Linked DNA regions of Homo sapiens: region 1 is linked to region 2. A link is an interaction called in ENCODE POLR2A ChIA-PET data of the cell type or tissue named here. Cell type or tissue: MCF 10A. All regions are shown on one strand. Region 1 overlaps HS3ST3A1 (heparan sulfate-glucosamine 3-sulfotransferase 3A1). Region 2 overlaps LOC107985014 (a long non-coding RNA gene).

Region 1 (2,500 bases), 180 kb before region 2:
CTTGAAAAACGGGGCCATGATCGTTCGAGGCCAGAAAATTTCAAATTTGGATGAAGTCAGGGGAGCACTAGCTCCTAAACTGTGAGCTGGACAATCTTTGATCTTCCTGTATGCTCTAGAATAAAATGATTCTAGTGATGTCCTTCTCTGCTGAAATTGTCCAGATTTGGCTAAAGAAAAGAAACTGAAATATAAGAAATAGACATGCTAGTGTAAGAGACTGGATAATAAATATTTCCTATCTTGTACCAAAATAATAGACTGAAATATTATTGAATCTAAACATTTATATACATACATATGTATGTGTATGTGTACACACATATTTAACTACTTTATTAATAAGTATCTTTTAGCTTACAAGAAAAAAGAGACATACCTTTTAGTTGGTACAGACAGAAACAAGCAGAAGAGAGCCTCCTTATTAAATTCTAAGCTCGCCTGCTCTTGAACTACAGTAGAGGTATTCGGTCCTGACTTCCAGCAAAGATCTCAATGTTTTGAAGCTAAGGAAACTTTTTCCTTTCCTTTATGAAGCCACCATACATACAAGAGAAATGGACACTATTCATTGCAAGGGACTGCTTTACCGTGACATGCAAGCCACAGACATTTGTTTTAGTGATATCATGTCTGCTAAATTAAGTAATGAGGAGTGTTTTTTTTTAAACTCCACCAGGGTCGAGTTTCTCAGCATATAAAAATTTGCCTTTGTTTTATTTATTTTAGAGAAAGTCTATTAGGACATTTAAATTAGTGAGAATAATTTTCTTTCTAGAGATTTTGAATAATAAATATTTTCTTTATCTTTACTACAAATGTGCTCAAATGAAGGAAGTGTTTATTACTTCACTCTTGGAAAAAACTTCATAAAGTATTTTATTTTCTTCCCAGTGAGAGTAATTGACTGAAAAAGTTCAGCAACAGGTATTTCTAACTGACAAACTCATTCTCCAAGACACTTTCTTCAAACTTGCTAATTGCAGCAGATTTGTCCCTTTGTGAGGACAGTAGGTGGCACTGCCACCACAAACTATCATGGCTAACTGAGTGATTTCACTGGGCAAAAAAAGGCTAGACCTTTTAGGATTCTCCCGTGTCAATGTACACCTAAAAATAATTATATAGGTTTTTCTCTTCCATAATTCACTGCTGGGTGCAAATATCTGGAATTTATTTCTGTTCGTGTGTGTGTCTGTGATAGTGTGGTCATAAGTGTGTGGTACAAATCCTGTATTGCAAAGTTTGGGCTGACTCATGCAGGTCTAACTGAATCCCCTGTTCTAAACTATTAGCTAAATATAAGTAGCTAAAATGCACTTAATATTTAAGTGGCATTCTGGGTGGGAGATTTTTTTTTCATAGACGAGCCTTCAGTCTTGCTCACAAACATCAAACTCCAAGTTCAGAGCCAAGATGAAAGAGAACTGTGGGGAAATTTCATTAAATAATCACATAATCCAGGCTCCATAGGTTGGATTTTTTTAAAATAAGTTTCCTATGTAATTGAGTTAAACGTAAATTTATGCATCCAATAAAAAACCACTGCAAATGGGAAAACAAAGACATTGCTCCAACACTTAGAAAATTAAATTCAGCAAACCGTGAAGTCTACTGTGCAGTTATTTTTGTGACCACCATAAATTGCTTTACAAAACTCTTCTGCTGCAGTAAACAATCCAAGAAGAGATTTACTTTATAGCATGCATTCAGTTTCCAAAGGAAAGAGTGGCCTACAAGTTTATGACTCTTTTTTTTTCTTTCTTTCTTTTTTTTAAAAAACTACTTGTGTTTCTAGTTACCTTGAAACCTTCCTCCCCTTACAGGAGCTCAGAAAGGTCCATGGAAAATAAGATCCAGGTCTGCAGATACACCGTGCCCTCAAATACTCATTTCTGGAATAAGAAGAAACAATCCTACTTTGTGGAAATAAAGTTTATATGGCAAAAGGAAAATAAAGGGTTTTAGTACTAAATATTTCACCATATTTAATAGCACCTCAGAGCCCAACATAGTGTTAGATGTTTCAGACAGTCAGCTTGAAATGTGTTCGCTTACAGCACAGTACGAGGCCGAATTCAATGCAAACTGCTATAGATAAGAGTTTTAGGGGTCTTTAATCACTTCTTTCTCGTGTCCTTGATGGAAAAAACAGAGCTGCCTTTGTGCTAAAAAGAAGGACCTGTTGTTTCCAGATTCAACAGGTCATTTTTATAAGAACTTCCCAGAGGATACAACATAAATGACAGAAACACAAGGGGATATTTTAAGTGGCTGATGATTTTAAATGATATATCATCTATATTAAGGGAAGGTTGTTTGTTTTTTCTTTCCAACAAATGGAAAGTTACTGTTTTAAAAGTGTTTAATGTTCAAATTCTATTTTTAGGGCCAAATCTTTTCTCTCTGAGTGGATTGACTGTAAATTCGGCTCCTGAAATCAATCTGAGACTGCAATTGGCCCCTCAAGTAAATAAACTTGTCAAATCATATCCATTTC
Region 2 (2,500 bases):
GTCTTTTTCACTAGCGTTGCAGCAGCTGACATAGAAATCAAAGTGAATACAGACAAAACGGTAAACCAATGAGAGCCAGGAGGAAAGTATGATACAATTTCATTTCCTGGAAAGTGAATAGGGCAAGAGAAAATATGCCTGTTGTTCAAATACCTGTGCCATGGGTGGCTTTGAAAGAACACTGACTTTGAAGTCAGGAGAACTTGTTTCAACTTGTGGTGGCATCCAGTCCCAACCCTATGACCTTGAATGAGTAAACTTTTTCAGCTCCTGTTTCCTCATCTATTAATCAGCATAACGCCTATGCTATCCAAATCTCAGGGTTATTACATTTCTTGAACTTTATGATGTGCCACACATTGCAATTATTTCATTAATTTTATTACCTTGTTTAATCTTCATGCTGTATGGTGGAGATATTATTATTATCCTCACCCATAAGTTGGAGAGTCTAAGGACACTGGGCCCACATGAGGAAATTAGAGAGGGTTACTTAGTGTAGTAAGAGTACTTAGAGTTTATTTAGTGTCGTCTGAACCTTGGAGGGGTTAAATGAGCTAACCAAGTTCACACAGCTTCAAAATGGTAGAGCTGAGATTCTGACCCAGGACTGCTCGACACCTGAGCAAGAGCACTTAATCACTGCTTAAGGCTCACTCATGTCAGAACAAGAGAGTTTGTAAGTGGACAGGCTTTGCAAACTGTCAAGCACAAGGTAAATGCTGGTGATGAGGAGCAAGTCATTTGTACAACAAGGAAGGCAGCGGTATCATCTGGACGTATGTTTGCCTTCAGGGAGGGATGAATGCCTGGGATTTCAGATCTGATCCAAGTTCAATGTGTCTGGCCCAAGGTTATTTTTGATTCAAGGCCACTGTGTCCTGGTTTCTATCAACACTGAAATAAACACCGCTTTGCAATCTGCGCCTTTTATTAATGATGTGACTCACTTAATGAGGGCTTTGCTGACTCACATCAATCTTCTTTGTAGAAGAGGCCCATCAAGGAATTGTAGACAGCTGCCAGGCTGGATCTACTCTGCGTCAGCGTTTGGCAAGTTCAGCCACCCTGCAAACACCTTTTCTTCAGAAGAGGGGAAAGAGTGAAGCTTCAAGGCTAAAGATCAGCACAACACACACACACACAGACACACACACACACACACACACACATTTAAAAACCTATTTTATTGGGTTTATCTGGACATTGTTGTTGTCGTTGTTTTAAGTTCCAGGCAGCCAAGCAGCCATGGATGGATTACTCTTAAAACCTGATCATAAAATATTGTCCACATGGGCAAAGGCACTAATCAAAACTGTGAAAGGAAAGGTTTGAATTAAGGAAAAAGTTCAATGAGACACAAGGGATTTTTCATTGCAAAGTTTCTCTAATTTTGTATCCCAGGCTGACCCATAAAGGAACAAAATATTCTGCCTTGATGACAACATGTGATTTAGCGTAGTCTGTATTACAGAATGGCCACAGCTTGAAGATGGCAGCATGGTTTCCCCAGAGTCTGGAGCAGAACTTGTAGTTTTGTCTACACACAATGACCCATTGACCATTTTTTCCTGAGGAATTGCTTTTTTTGTTGTTGTTATGTGAAAAAGCTTTGCCCAGTCTGCTAGTTCTTAGGTCTGTTTTTTGTCACTGTCCACATAGAGTTCTTGGAAAACAATACGGGCTAACCCCAAGTTTGGTTGTGAATTTCTTCCATAATAACCCACACGTCTTGTTTTACATGTAAGTTGCTTGCTGTGTCCTTCTCTCCTTGCCCTCCCTATGAGTCACCCACTTAGGTTGGGAGCTTCTAGATAACGACGCCCCTTCCAGGACCAGCATCCGTCCCTTTTCCAACCGCACAGTCCTGCCTGGACTGACGAAGGAAACCTAAAAACAAGGAAAGTTTTCATAAGCATTGCAATAAAAGGAATGGTGCTATTTAAATGTGAGATTATACAATAGATATAACATAGAGTAACACACAAGAATCACCTGGGCAGCACTGTAACTCACCTTTCCAGGATGGCAATTCTGACCTCATAAGAAACATGTAGGGAGTCCCCTTGTAGATTCTATTGTTTCTGGGTTGAGTGATGCTGGAAGTGCGGGGATGCTGAGAGGCTCAAAGAGATTGCTTCATTTAGAGGACTCTCTTTGGCTACCATGCAGAGGTGGAACTGCAGGGCATCTGTGCGGTTCTGAGTTGGGGGTTTCCACAAAACAGTCATTCTCCTCCTCCCCACCCCTGCCTCTAGGCATAAGGAGTGGCAGTGCCTGAGAAGAAGACATGTGGAATTCACAACTGGCCTTGACAGAACACTTGGGCCAGAAGCCAGGCACCAGCAAAGGCAATGGAGGCAGGATAGAGGATTCTCTCCAAAGCAAGATTCCCTATTGCAGCAGGCAGTGGTCACTACAGCAGTTGGCCAGATAGAGAGAAGAACTGCAGAGAGGAATTCATCCTGCCAGAATGCCAGGATGAATTGCTGAAGCATCA

The links. Peaks named below come from ENCODE experiments on the same cell type or tissue, not always from the same donor. Only the 100,000 strongest peaks of a DNase experiment are listed, where the experiment ranks them.
Region 1: POLR2A ChIA-PET joins it to region 2 with 6 read pairs; 2 of 35 experiments call an interaction of 5 or more read pairs at or near these places.

Annotation. Positions count from the first base shown.
Region 1 is chr17:13,596,914-13,599,413 of GRCh38, forward strand. All of the region lies in intron 1 of HS3ST3A1 (heparan sulfate-glucosamine 3-sulfotransferase 3A1), which reads right to left. Among named protein-coding and RNA genes, the nearest start is that of HS3ST3A1, 3.8 kb to the right of the region's middle. In MCF 10A, a CTCF peak has its summit at 1,014 (motif pointing right); a DNase peak (open chromatin) is centred at 1,018.
Region 2 is chr17:13,775,460-13,777,959 of GRCh38, forward strand. LOC107985014 (a long non-coding RNA gene) reads right to left here. Exons shown (of 3, transcript XR_007065628.1): 3 at 1,169-2,277. Among named protein-coding and RNA genes, the nearest start is that of HS3ST3A1, 170 kb to the left of the region's middle. In MCF 10A, no CTCF peak of the experiment used is centred here; DNase peaks (open chromatin) are centred at 212 and 952.